Linked DNA regions of Homo sapiens: region 1 is linked to region 2. A link is an interaction called in ENCODE POLR2A ChIA-PET data of the cell type or tissue named here. Cell type or tissue: PC-9. All regions are shown on one strand. Each heading gives the region's core, and the rest is flanking DNA. Links, peaks and the distances in the headings are about the cores only.

Evidence for each region. Peaks named below come from ENCODE experiments on the same cell type or tissue, not always from the same donor. Only the 100,000 strongest peaks of a DNase experiment are listed, where the experiment ranks them.
Region 1: POLR2A ChIA-PET joins it to region 2 with 6 read pairs; 2 of 35 experiments call an interaction of 5 or more read pairs at or near these places.

Annotation. Positions count from the first base shown.
Region 1 is chr2:191,222,963-191,230,482 of GRCh38, reverse strand. MYO1B-AS1 (MYO1B antisense RNA 1) reads left to right here. Exons shown (of 4, transcript NR_186085.1): 4 at 1,229-1,318. Among named protein-coding and RNA genes, the nearest start is that of MYO1B, 19 kb to the left of the region's middle. In PC-9, for the core only: no CTCF peak of the experiment used is centred there; no DNase peak of the experiment used is centred there.
Region 2 is chr2:191,633,985-191,641,504 of GRCh38, reverse strand. LOC124905959 (a long non-coding RNA gene) reads right to left here. Exons shown (of 3, transcript XR_007088692.1): 2 at 5,816-6,002; 3 at 4,002-4,181. Among named protein-coding and RNA genes, the nearest start is that of NABP1, 40 kb to the left of the region's middle. In PC-9, for the core only: no CTCF peak of the experiment used is centred there; DNase peaks (open chromatin) are centred at 2,994, 3,604, 5,144, 5,574 and 1 weaker place; H3K4me3 peaks cover 3,674 bases; H3K27ac peaks cover 4,619 bases.

The sequences.
Region 1 (7,520 bases), core at 933-5,932, 410 kb after region 2:
AAGTGTGGGCTAGCCTAATGACTCACTTCTAAAATATGACAGAAGTGGTGGTGTGTGTGTGTGTCTTCATGATTAGTAATAAAACACATGGTGGCTTCTGGCTCTTTGGATCACTTGTTCTGGGAAAAACCAGACGCCATGTTGTGAAGATACTAAGGCAACCCTTGGAGACGTTCATGTGGTACGGAACTGAGGCCTCCTGCCAGCAGCCGTGTTAAGTGAGCCATCTCAGAAGCATTCAGACAAACGTTCAAATGACTGCACCCCCAGTCCAGGGCTCAAATGCAGGCTCATGAGAGACCCTGAGACAGAACCATCCAGACAATCATTAGATAACTACTGTATCACAGAACGCTGGAATTTTAAAAAATGACAGGAATATGCAGTTAAAAGGTGAATATGGCCAGGCACGGTGTAATCCCAGCACTTTGGGAGGCTGAGGTGGGCAGATCGCTTGAGCTCAGGAGCTCGAGACCAGCCTGGGGAACATGGTGAAACCCCATCTCTACAAAATATACAAACATTAGCCAGGCATGGTGGTGAGCATCTTTGGTCCTAGCTACTTGCAGGGCTGAGGTGGAAGGATAACTTGAACCAGGGAGGCAGAGGTTGCAGTGAGCTGAGATTGTGCCACTGCATTCCAGCCTGGGCAAACAAGTGAGACCCTGTCTCAAAAAAATTTTATAAAAAGGTGAATACATCTTATGTCCTCCAATATTTGGTGCAATGTTAAAATTAATTTTAAATCTCTTCAGAGTGTATAGACATTTTATTCTTTTATTTTGTTTTGTTTTGAGACAGAGTCTCACTCTGTCACCCAAGCCCGGAGTGCAATGGTGCCATCTCGGCTCACTGCAACCTCCGCCTCCCAGGTTCAAGCAGTTCTCCTGCCTCAGCCTCCCGAGTAGATGGGATTACAGACGCCTCTCACCATGCCCAGCTAATTTTTTTGTATTTTTAGTAGAGACGAGGTTTCACCATGTTGGCCAGGCTGGTCTCGAAATCCTGACCTCAGGTGATCCACCTGCCTCGGCCTCCTAAAGTGCTGGGATTAGAGGCATGAGCCACTGTGCCCAGCAGAGGTATTTTATTCTAGGGGCCATGTTAACAATGCACTTTAGTAAGTGTCAAAAGTCTTCTTTCTACATTGTGTGAAGGCCTTTCTTTAATTTGAGCCACAGCTTTTGATTGTAACAACTGACATTCTGTCCTGATTATTAATTCACAGACAAACAGACACATTTCTTTCACAAGAGCCACCTCCTTTCTAATTGAGAAGTCTGTTGCTCTTGGTGTTCTCCGGCCTGCCACGCCTACGTTGTGTGGCCTGGAGTTGTACCCTAGTGTGCTCCAACAGCATTTCTTCCGCCTGTCTGGCATGGAACTGGGCCACCTGGCATTGCTCTCCTACAGCTGCCTGGCTTTTCTGCTATCATCCGACTCTGCATGATCCTGCCCAGGGGAGTAACAAGGAATAAGCAAGCCATCCCCAAGTGCTGCCAGATTGGCTCCATCCCATACCCATGTTCTTCAGGATCTGGTCACACCGGTTAATAGGAGAGGTAACAATGGTTCACACATGCAACAATGGATCCACTTGCAAAATAGGTTCAACACAGGCTGTGCAATAATATCCAAACATCTGAATCCTAAGTGTGAATTCCAGTTCAACAGCACAGACATTTAAAATCTAATGCCTAAAGTCAGATTTTAGGCATCTGATTTTAATCATCTTGGGGTGGCAGAGGTTGCAGTGAGCTGAGATGGTGCCACTGCACTCCAGCCTGGGTGAAAGAGTGAGATCCTGTCTCAAAAAAAAAAAAAAAAAAGTATGTCCTATGTCCTCCAATATGTGGTGCAATGTTAAAATTAATTTTAAACCTCTTCAGAGTGTTTCAAGCAATCCCTTGCTCGGGGACTTCCCTCAACATACATATATAATACCCAAAGGGCATGCCTAACCAGGACCACAGGGAATAGATGCAGCCAAACTTAAGCTTCCTCCTTCTGCATGGTAAAGAAACCTTATATATCAAAAGCAAATTATTACACTTTAACATAGAAAATTAGAGGAATACGGCACCCTTTTAACAGAACCACAAATGAAGTGGAAGTTATCTATATCTGAGAATAAGATGGGCTAAGCTTATTGAAAATGTCGACTCCAGACTTTGTTTTTTCACTAAACTATATAAGGCAAAACAGAGGAGAGTGATGATAAAGGGTGGGGAGGAGGGGAGAGAGGAAAGTCAGGAGAACTGTATGATCATCACTGTTCTACAGAACCAGTCATAAATCCATTGTTCTCAAGGAAACCAATTCACTTTAAATTGTCTGATTATTCTGATAGCAGATATGGCCAAGTATAACTAAAACCTAATACACCTAAATGAGTATTTTCAACAGAAGCATAAAACATGTGTTTATTATCCTGACAGGTCCCCCCCCTCCCGCACCCAGTGCTGTGGTCCTCTTCTAAATCTCATTTTTTAACTGAGTGCTTCAGATGTTGAAGGTTGGGCCGGTCAGCCCCATAAGACAGGGAACAGGGTGGGCAGAGCTCCCAAGAGAAGCCTTCTTTGTTGCTTCTCACATTGTGCAGGTCCTAATCTCAGTGCAGACAGGACCAGAGCCAGGAAGATTTGTACTACTTGTGGTTATTGACTAGCTTATGATTGTGCTTTTTTGTTTTGTTTTGCTCCTCTCTACCTTTTTTTTTTTTTTTTTTTTTGAGACGGAGTCTTGCTGTGTTGCCCGGGGTGGAGTGCATGGCGCCATCTTGGCTTACTGCAACCTCCACCTCCCAGGTTCAAGCAATTCTCCTGCCTCAGCTTTCTGAGTATCTGGGATTACAGGCACCTGCCACCACGCCCAGCTAATTTTTTATATTTTTGGTAGAGACAGGGTTTCACCACATAGGCCGAGCTGGTCTCGAACTCCTGATCTCAAGTGATCCACCTGCCTCAGCCTCCCAAATTGCTGGGATTACAGGCATGAGCCACCACGCCTGGCCTGTTTCTCTCTACCTTTTAGCCTGTCGGCTCCATAAGCTCCAGTGTCCGTGACGTTCATAGTGTATTCTCAGCCCCAGGGATGGACCCTGGCACATGGTAAGCATCAATAAATACTTATGAAATGAATGAAGGAAAGAAGTGATAAACTCACAGCTAAGGGAATTAAATGATTCTCATTACTTCTGGAGTATCCCTAATGGCTCTAAACACAACGCTAGTAACATTCTCCAACATGTAATTCATCAAACATCTAATGAGTGCCTACTATTTGCGTGTAATGAAGGCATTACCTGCCATTCTTAGTGCACTCCACTTCTCATTTCGTCCCTTCAAACATCATCTCCCTCCAAAAGTTGCAGCCGGAGAAATCCTGTTCTCAGTTCCAGAACAAAGTTCCACAATGTTAGTATTTCTCAAAGTATTTTTCCAGGGAAGGGCTGCCTGTTTTACTACAGAAAGCACTCCTGAGCAGGCACCAACTACCTTTATGATTAATTGGCCTAAAAATTTACCATATAGTTCACATATAATTCTTATTAGTACATCAGAAGATACTTTCACTAGATGGAAGTAGTTTTTCTACTTAATGTGTTTTAGGTTATTATTGTTACAGGAATGTTAGTGAAAATCAGGCAGAATTCATATTTCAAGGACCTAGTCTTTCCCCACTTCCTTTTAATTAATTTACTTTCCCAGAGAAGAGTAGCAATTGATCTCAAGCCAGTGTAGTGGCCTCTGCTGTTTCTGTGTCTAATTCTGGAGGTAAACTTTAAGAAAACATTTTAAAGAATAAATAGGCTAGGTACCAGGCAGTTGTTCTCTTAAACGGGACATTTTTATTTTTTTGCATCTTTTGTGATGTATGAAGAAGAAAAATGATATGATGCGCTTTAGAACCACATTTTATCTATCATATGGCAACTGTTACTCTGAATGAAGAAAGTATGCATAGAATGTTTGAAAAAATTATTCTGAGACATCATCTTCTTGAATGGCCTCTCTCAACACATGGTTTAGCTGTCTCTTTCAGGCAAATGGGGGGACTCCTTTGGGATTCAGAAAATGCTTCCCATCCTAATACAGGTCTTTGTAGGACATCTAGAACGGCAGAGGGAAATAAAAATACTTTCCCAAGGCAGAAGACTTCTGGTCAATAGGAACACATGTGGAATCTGGAAGGATTCCAATCAGCTTACTTGAAGTAATTCCAAGGCTTTTCTAATTTTAAAAACATATCTTTCACTCATGTAGGCAACATGGACAATAATTGATAAATGTCATGAACATAGCAGTATGGATCATATGGGATAAAATATTCTCTTTGAGAGCAAGTTTGTTTTTAAATTCTTAATGTCCTCTACTCTCAATTTTATTTAGCTTATTGATAATGTTATGGTTTCACAGGTGATTTCATTGTTTTCATGCACACAGATGAGATTTGAATTATGTATTTTTAATGTTGTATTAAAAGCCTATTTCAAATCCCTCTCAATAAAAATAGTTACTGCTTGGGATGGTTCTGACTCTCAGTGGAGTACAGTAACCTTCATTTGCATCCTTGAACAGGGCTCTGCAGGAGAGAAATCCTTCCAGGGACCTCATTTGGAACCCTCAGCAGGGGTAAAATTATGAGTGAAGCAAGAATTTCTTTTGTTTGTTTTTCCAGAAAAGAAAAGAGAGATGCTCTGCAAAATGTTTTACTAAAGAAAAAAAAAAATATATGGTTGCTTTTCTACCTCACCTCCTGCCTCGGTAGTTAAAGGAAAGGACAAAGAGCCAGGACTTTACCTTAACAAAATCTCAGGAATCACAGAGTTCACAGCACCCTCTCTGGGCCTCAGTATCCCAATCTGTTAAAGAAGATGCAATATCCACTTCATAAAGTAGTTTAAATAAAACGTAAAGCCCTGGAACAAAACCTGGCACATATTAAGTGCTCAGTAAATATTAGTTTGTGTTAAAAATAGAAATGACCTTCTATAATGTTGATTGTAAGAATTAATATTTTGCTGTTAGAATTTGTTCTAGATAGCTCAGTAATTATACAAGACTCTGGGGGTGGGGGAAGCATTTGGTCTGGCACTTTCCATAGCTATTGTATCTTCCAGCAAACACCTGTGATTGCTTACTGTTTATGAGCTACTCTGCTAGGAAAGACAGAGGCCAGGATCCAGGGCCTGCTGTCTAGGTGTTCACAGTCCAAAGAGGGAGTCATTCCTAAACCCGTCATTGAAATGCAATATGGCAAGTTCTGTAATAATAGTAATTACACTTATTATTTATTGACTTTCTGTCTTGGGGTGGGTCAGCACTTTACAAATACTGTCCTACTTTGCTCTCACAGCAACTCCATAAAGTAGGTGTTATTATTACTGTTTCACAGATGAGGAAATGGGTTCAGAAAGGCTAAATAATTTGTCCAAGGTCACATAGCTGGCTGGCAGGGCTGGAATTAGACTTCAGCTGTTTAAATCCAAAATCTATGTTCTTAATCATAACACTACTCTTCTTCCCTTAAATATTACATATAAATAATAATATATATTATTTTATTAAAATAATGAATATATTATTGTATACAGATAGCACAAATATTTGGGAGCACTGAAGGACTAGCTGGCTAATTCTGCCTGAGGGACTATAGGAGATCGTCAGTGAGGATGTGACATTTGAGTTAATCAACAGAACTATTTTCATGGATATATCACGGATCAGATTCAAGTATATATTTTATTTGGTTTCCCTCCCTACCCAGCTGCCAGAAACCTGAATTTCAACCTTTTTTAATTGCAATACATTTTCAAGTTTATTTCACCTGTGTACTATATTTGGTCATGGTATACACTTGGTCAGTGAAACTCTAATAATAACATCTTCCCATTTTCAGGAGAAAATGAAAATCACACACACAGACACACACACACTCATTCACTGTAGTATATCAGGGATTTCTTTAAATAACAAATTCCAATAGATCATGATACACTTTTATGAGGCATATATAATGATATACACCAAAATGTTAACATTGATTATTTCTAATTTTACAGGTTCTGAGTTTATGGGTACAATTGTTTACTTCTATATTTTGCAAGTGTTCTCAATTAAACATTTATCACTTTTGCAATCAGATTATCCATGTATTTCAAAACAGGCAACAAAACCTCCTAGGTGTTGTCCTAAACTCAATGCATGTTCAATGCAATCAGCTACAACTTGTCTACATCTCCAATAACAAGTTCCCTGAGGACAAGGACTACATCCCCAGGAAGAGGTAGAAGTAAGACCTTGCCTGTGGTGGTGCTTGACAATATTTATTTCTTAATGTGAAAAATGAATACTTGGGGAAAACTGTACAACTTATAAATGAAATCAGAGCTGAGAAACCCTTGAACTGATGTTCTAGTTAATAATGTATAAACAAAACAATTATTCACATCCTATTCCATAGGATTTCTCTCAAAATGTGTCTTGTTATGTACAAAGTGCTTAGTAGAAAGAAAAGAGGGCTACTCTGGAGCCTTGAATATCTTGCAGTCTAGCTCTGGAGACCAGACATGAATGCAGGAAAAAATAACTAGCAATATGTGTGTAGAATGTTAATCTCTGTCCACAGACTCAAGTGGGCAAGAAATATGAGTCCATTTCTAATTTTAAAAAGGTGCATTTCTTTAATACAGAAAATAGTGAATGTCTACAATTCATATCAGGTTTAGATTCATCTGAGTGGCAGAAATGTAATCCTAGGCAATTTAAAGACCTCCCTCTCTCTTTTTCCATGGTGTCAGGCCTAAGTTTGAGGGGATCAAATGCTAGGAAAAATAGACAGGTATCCAAGTTGGCATCTACTGAGATCTGTTGTCCCATTGGCCTGCAGGGATTGAACTACTCAGACTGCTGCTTGGATGGGCCTTGCACCCATCCAAAGGGCTCCTTCTGGTCCAGTGACTGTCCTTGCTGACAAAGTTCTTCCTGAGGCCCCAGCATGTCACTGGGCCTGGGGTGGGGTTTGAGGGGCTATCCAAGGGCCTTCAGCAATTCTGTGTTCTTCATGAGCATACAGGAATCATTCCCTAGATGCACATCAAGTTGGGCTGGGGGCACTCTGTGAGGCAGCCTCAGGCCCATGCATCTAGACAAACTCCATAGCCACACCCCATAGCCATTTCTATTCTGACATCTTGAAGCCTCTTCAAGCTCTCTGTGCAACTAGGGGCAGCAATCTCTACTTCCCTCCTGAGATTACTGTTGTCTCCCAGCCAAAACAAACCAGCAGCTCATGGTTTTTATTTCCCCTCTGATAGTCAGGGACACTTACTACTCTTGACCCATCAAATGATCCTTTGCAGTGGGAAATCTTGTTCCTGCGTCATTGCGTATCCTCTCAAATCTACTAACTTCTCCTGAGAATGCCTTGTTCCCTGTAGGCTTTATATATTTGAACTCAAGTCAGAGAAACACTTCTTTTTTTTCTCTGAGCCAGTGGATGGCCCATCGTCTAGCTGC
Region 2 (7,520 bases), core at 1,004-6,003:
GTTTTCCTCTCTAAGCTTCATTCCCAAGCAGATTCTTCTCATTTGGGGGTAAAGATGGCAAAAGGAATTTGTAGGTTTACACTGATCTTGAAGCTCACAATTTCTGTAAAAAGAGAGTGATGCATAATAACTCCAGCAAATGTCATAGGGAAATTTTGTATTGGTTCAGCTTGGGTGACATGTCTATCCTTGGACAAGCATGGAGTACACTGATTGGCCATGTATGGATGACTTGGCTACTGTAGTTGCTGGAGAATGAACCAGCCTCACCTGAGGCATAGGGGCTTAGAGTGAGGAAAGGGACCACACTTAATGTGCAGATTGAGCACACAGAACTGGCTTAGTCTCAGTAGATTGCTAAGAGAGTTGAAATGCTTTAATTTTGTTTCCTCCATATCAGTGATTATTAACCTTGGCCACACACTGGAATCATGTGAGAACACACTACTGCAGACCAATTAAATCAGGAAAGCTCTTGGGGATCAGCTGTTTTACAGTCCTAAGGTGTTGCTGATGTACATGCAAGGTTGGCAAACATTATCTTAAGTAGCATCATAATTGATTAGTCTGGGGCCAATTAAGGATAACATTGATCATCTTCCATCACTAGCTTTAACCTGTTATTCAAAGAAGGAAGTCTGATGGTAGAGGGAGACTCTGGGAAGATGGAAGTAACAGTAACATAGCTTTTGAATCTTTCTGTATTTTACATAAAAACATACAGAACAATGAAATAGTAAACCCAAATTCCCATGAACAACATATGCAACTAAACTGGCTATAAGATAGCCCTCCAAACCACAAAATAAAAGCAGGTAGGGGCAAACCACAGACGGTGTCCATCAGGTAAATGAAGAGGGAAGTAACTAGGTGTCTGAAAGATGTGAGACAAAGTGACCCACAAAAGAGCAGACCTGAGAACAGCAGCTCCCTTGCAGGATGGGGCCCACCCAGAGGAGTAACTGCAGGAAGTGGAATCAAATTGAGAAGAGAGGGCCAATAAAAAACCAGGGAAAGAGGTCACACCAAAGTGGGGAAGGGAACAGAGTAATGAATTCACAAAATAGTCAACTCCAAAATATGGAATATAAAACACTAAACTTTCAAAAATGATTACCTCTGGCAGTAAAATTTCTGAAATATTTCATTTAAAATTTATATACTTCTTGTGATTTAATACTTTTCTCCCAGGAAGCATATATTGCTGTAACATTGGACATGTATTTGTAACATCTATCATATGCATGTTATATATGTAACATACACATATTACAAAAGACATACATATATATATATATATATATATATATACACACACACACACACACACACACACAGAGAAAATAGTAAGACACAGTATTCAAAAACATGGTTATGAGCTACCTTATATATCCAGAAGGCAGTGCAGGTTGGACCGATTTGGAGGTCACCAAAGTCAAACCCTATATATCTTGTGAACCCAAACCAGCTACTGAAGAAGAAAAATGTAACTTTTCAAGAAAGATTGTATGAAAAACAGAAGCTGCTGGTGTCTTAACCTTCACAGTATTGTCCAGACATTGTGAAGGCAATAAATAGTAATTATGTGAATGAACGAATGAATGAATAAATGAATATAGAATGTCAAAAAAGTTTAAGTCTGTTTTCAAAAAAATCAACCTGAAAAATCAAGTAAGCATCAGGAGAATTAAAAAAATATATTAATTTTTTTTGGCCGGGCATGGTGGCTCACACCTGTAATCCCAGCACTTTGGGAGACCGAGGCAGGCGGATCACGAGGTCATGAGATCGAGACCATCCTGGCTAACACGGTGAAACCTCATCTCTACTAAAAAAAATACAAAACAAATTAATTTTTTTTAGAATTTAGAATGGGAGAACACTACAGTGTTGAAGTAACTCATTATAATAGAGTTGCCTGAATAAGTAACTCTAAAATTGGGTCACGATCTTTTCACTTCTGTTGACAAACATGTGAGACACTCCATGAACATATATAATTTCTCACCATCCTCCATGTATGATTCCAGTTTTCTCTCTTCCTGAAAACAACATATCATAATGCAGATGAGAGAATCTTCAGTCTCTTCTATTTAAAACATGAAAGAAAATCTGGAAAAAATTCAGTACAACTATTATCGGTAAATATGTAGAGGTGCCATAGGAATGAACCTATGTTTGCCTGGTGACCCAGCAGGTCCTCATTCCGTGTCCTCAGGCAAATTACTTTGCACCTCTAAGCCTCATTTTTCATAGGCTTAATAATTGTACCCATGCTATTGTGGCAATAAAATGAAATAATGAATGTGGAGTGTTTAGGACAATGCCAACAAAATGTTATCTAACAACAATAGTAATTTACCAGTAAGATAATCCTAGCATGTATGGCAGTATCCTAGCATGAAGAAAACAAAAATGCCATTGAAAACTACTAAACTAAAGAGCCTTAAGTTTCATTCTTAGTAAAAGTATTTAATTCTCTCTCTGTTTCCCTCATGTAGTACTCTGGTTAACAGATCACTTATTCATTTTAAAAAGTTATGAGTAGCTACCATGTGTAAGATACATACGCATTTGTTGGTAATTAGAAACTGTATTGGGCTTTTCCTTTTATTTAGCTGTTATTTGCATATTAAAGTTTCAGGGTACTTCTCAAATGAAGGGTGATTTTAAAACCAAAGTAACACTTCTCTGTTGGGTGGGGCCTGTCCAGATAGCTCATCTTCCACATATGAGCCTTGGAAGATTCTGGGCAGACTTCTGATGGGCTGGGCAGGAGGAGCTATCCTAACCCTTGGGGCGGGGCTGTGTGGGACCACAGATTCACCAGCTGATTGCAGAAAGCCCTTGTTTTTTGAGTTATCCATGCCCCGTGGACTTGGTAAGCTTTACTCCCTGGTGTCACCAGAGTATACCAGCTACCTGGTTCCTGCTGCATGCTTGCAAATAACTTGGTTCCAGTGATTTCTCACGGAGGTGACTAAATCAATTGGTAGGCTTAGTGTTTGTGTATACAAAGACTTAGAACCTGTTTTGCGTGTGCGATTTTAGTTTCTGTGATCTTTCCAGTCATTATCGTCTACAAGCTGTTGGCCCTGAGAATTATTTACATTTTAATTAGGAGTGCTCAACCCCCTCTATGAGTAGAGTCAAGCAGCTTATTTACTTCCTACTGGCAGGCTTCTGAGGAAACAGCTTAGGCAAACTTGCTGAGCCATTGAGCCAAAATAAAGTCACTTGCAGAAGAGCAACACCATGTCCTCACTTCTTAGCTTTGCTTCTCTGCTGGGGCTTCTCATGGGGACCAAAACTGAAGTGAGCTGCTCTATGCAGCAATCAAACTACTGCCTCATTTTTTTTTTCTTCCCTTTTCTCTGGATGAAGCAAACTTTTTAATAGGTTTCATTTGCATATATAATTAGCACTCATTTTTTTAGCATAGCCAGGGAGTGAGTTTGTTCTCCACGTGCCTTTTCAGATAAGCTTATCCTTTTAATCACTTAAGCTTTTCCTTGTTTACAAAGAAATATTTTTACATACTATTCAGCCTCATTCCCCTTCTGAAACAGAGTAAACAGAAAGCAAACTTCCTTTGATGACAGACACATGACTGTCATTATGGGTTAGTCACTGAACTATGCTCTCATACCCACAAGAGCTACAGAGATGGGAGAACTTGTTTGCCCCAGCATTAAATAACCCCACAATGCTGCCTCTTGAGTTCTTGGTTCTGCCTTCATGTCTCTCCCTTCTCTGTCCAGCTGCCTGTCTCTAACTTTCTCTATTTCTAGAGAATAGAGAAAGTTATTTCTAATCTGCCAGAAACTAGGAAATCAGATAAGCCTGCTTCCTAGAACTGAGAAATCAGATAAGCCTGTTTCCTAGAACTAAATGTCTGACATAATGTTCTGTGAGAGAAGTGCATGAACTTCCATGCATACTTGGCTATTGCTTAGGATGCTTTTGGCTGCAAATAATTGAAAACGCTGATTCATCATGGCTTAAATAACAAAGAAATTTATTGCCTCCCAGAACAAGAAGACTCCAAGTAAGATACAATCCAGGAAGGGTACTACAGGCTGCATTTTACTCCTGGGGGATTCGACCAGCTCTGTCTTCTCCCACCGTTGGCTTCGTCTTCCAGCTGGTGGCAATATGGCTGCCGTGGTTCCAGGGCCACTCTAGATGCACCAATGTTCCAAAAAAGGAGAGAGAACATCAACTTCTGTGTGTCTTTTAGGAGAAGGAAACCTTTTCCAGAGGCTTGCCAGCTGACTTCCCCCAAAGAGACCAGAATTGCCCTTTCCTAAGTCAACCACTGAATAAAGGAATAGAATTCTCAAGGTTGACTTTGGCTAACTAGTATCCATCCTGGATCAAATTGAAATTCTCTTGGGAAAAAGAAGAGGAAAAGTGGACATTGGGAAGAAAGCAACGTATGTGCTAGAAATGAGAATTATTTGTCTGCTTATGATTTTATAACTGTATCTACAATGAGTTAAGACTTGGTGGAACAGATCGACTTTTAGAAAAGTGAAATATTATTTTAAAATCAAATCAAATGGTAACCAGAGATATTTAGTGAAAAACTAGCTTTGACATGAACCTAAAAATGGAGACAAAGTTTGGTGTTGCTTTCATGTGAATATTACAGCACTTGAATGATTCAACCTAGAGTTCATAGTGCATTACAAGGAAATGTACAAAGAAAGGGGCTGTTGAGAGGAAAGTGACACAGGTGACTGTGACTTCTTATGAAAGCCAGATACCCTTCAAATGTCTAAAGGCAAATATATTAAGTGACAGAAATGTCCCAAGAACAAATATTTTCTTCTTGGAGCATATTAGAAAGATCTTAAGATCTAGACCACTCTCTGGGGATAAGCAGCCATGGATATATTAGGCAAATTTGTTTGTACTTTGCTTCTTTCTTACAGCTCTGGAAAAACTTCTCCCTATATAGGGACCTCAAATTACCATCTCTTCAATTAACATAGGAATATAGATTAAATATTCTTCTGGATCCACTAATAAGCCCTGCTCATTTCACAGAGTTTAACTTTGCAGGAAGACATCACTACTCCTTTGATGTGGTCCCTGACTCACCTCCCCAGCTCCAAGCTTGATTTGACATTCCTTCTCTGTGCTCCCCTAGGACTCAGTGCCTACTTCCAACAACAAACTTACCACACTGGATTGCAATCTTCAATTATTGTTTGTCTTTTCCCCTAAATTCCAAGGATCTTGACAAAGGAGCTAGGTTCTATTTATTTTTGTATCCACAGGGTCCCAGTACTTAAGGAATACCTTTCAGAAGGATGGATGAATATGAAGAAACTAAGGAGCAAAGGAATCAAGGATTTCTTCCAGTCCACCTGGGAAGTTAGCTGCATAGTTAGAAATAGAACTCTAGACTCCTGGCCTGTTTTCCAAACCACAGATATGCTTGGTTTATGCAGGTAAGGTTTTAGTTTGGGGTGTTGTTTTTAAACAAACGCTGTAAAACTATGCTAGGGGCAGGCAAAGTTTGTGGGTATTAGAGACCAAATGACCGTGAAATCATAGCATCAGTATGTGCGGTGTTTTAGGAATGTCAATGTGGCTCAAAAAGAATTTCTGTGAAAAATATGGACTCTCAACTCTCCTCTCCAAGGCATCTTTAGTTACTAACCAGTTAGGAGACTGAGCCCCAAGCCTGTCTCTTACCCATTCCATCCCAATGTATACGAAAGGCTAGATGCTATGAATGTGGTGATAACATCTTCCAGAAACCTCCATCATTCATTTTATCCTTGTGACTTCTCTGGTAACTCACCATCTTAAAGGATGAAATTTTCTTTTTACTGCAAAGTTTCAGAGTCACTTCAGACTTCAGTGAGATCATAGCATGCGTTTCTCTTGGACTAGGACCAGGCAAAGAGTCTCACTGAGTCACAGTCAGGGCAGGGACTCCCTCCATCCCCAGGCCAGCCTTATTATGTACAAATGTGCTACCTTGTCACCTAAAGTATAAATGAAGTAAAGGTTTATTCCTGTTCCAGTTTCAATTTGACCAAGCTTCCACCACAGCCATACACCTGTTACTGCATTTGTTATTATGCTGTAGAACTTTCTGCAGAATATAACCCTTCTCATTCCTCATATTATACAATGGACATATTCCAGAAAGTAGACTAGCCCCAGGATTGATGAAAGCCTTCTTTTTGCTTCACAGCTCAGGACTTTTGCGAATTATCAGCATATTCAGTCCTGACTGGAAATGTCAAAATGTTTCAAATTCACAAACTATAGCAGATAATTTGGCTGAAAACAATTTGGCTAAATGAAATTTTGCCAAAGATAATTTGATCAAATATAAAGTACTTATAGTTTACTTTAAACTTTATTTTAAAAGTAACTTTGTCAACAGAACAATTGGTACAAATAATACTTATTGAAAATGGGTGAATACAATCACTGGTTTTTCAGTGTTGGTAATTTTAGTGTGTATGTATCACAAGGTAGTGAGGCAGTTCTCTGCGTCATCAGCATTTTTGTCTGATTGTCACAACTGGTTCCTTTTTTGTCAATTATTTATGTTATTTGCTTCTTACAATACTGAAAAGTTGGAAAAGAGAATTGTTCAACAACAATATATATTTGAAACAACCTAAATAACCAACAAAATTGGACTGGCTAAAACCTAAAGAGCAAGTAATAGGGAAATCTATTAAAACTGGGAATTATATATTTTGTTCCGTGCTTTATTTTATTATTTCAGTTCTTTGTTTATTTTCCCCGGTATAAAAGCAATGTTACTCAATAAAAGAAATTAGAAAATACAGATATGCAAAAAAAAAAAAGGGGGCATTGTAAGTCACCTACCTGGTTGAAACTTTGAGTAATTTCCTCTCAGGTCGTTTTTAATGTGCCTACACACATACACATATATACACATGGATAAACACACACACACACAACCCTGACCCCCTGCAAAATAGGATCATGCCATAACAATGCTTCATAACTTTCAATATAAACCATATATAAGCAAGCTTTAAACTGTTGGACTTTTTGATAATTTCAACTAATATTCTATTGGCCAGAAACAAATTAAGGGTTATTATAATTATAAATAGAAAAATCTGATATGTGGACAAAATGCTTAAAGCCACATAAAGGGTTGTGACTCAATCCCATGATTAATACTAATTACTAATATATTTTAAATCCAGTTCCCATAAATTAAGACTTTTAACCATATTGTCCTATTGGCTACTTTTCTTTGGAACATATTGTTTGGTTTCTATTTGCTTGTGATCAAATCACTTTTGAGCGAATTATTGGGACATGCAGCATCAGTTCAGTGTTAAGCTAGGTCATCCTTCCAATATCATCCCACCTGAGATGTCCGTATCAGTCATTTCCATCCTATTTGTTTTGATGCACACAACATCTGAGTGTTCAAAATAGTGTTCACTATGAGCCTTGTTTCAAAAAGAATTTTAGGTGTCTTTCACAAGCATATTCAACAGGACAAC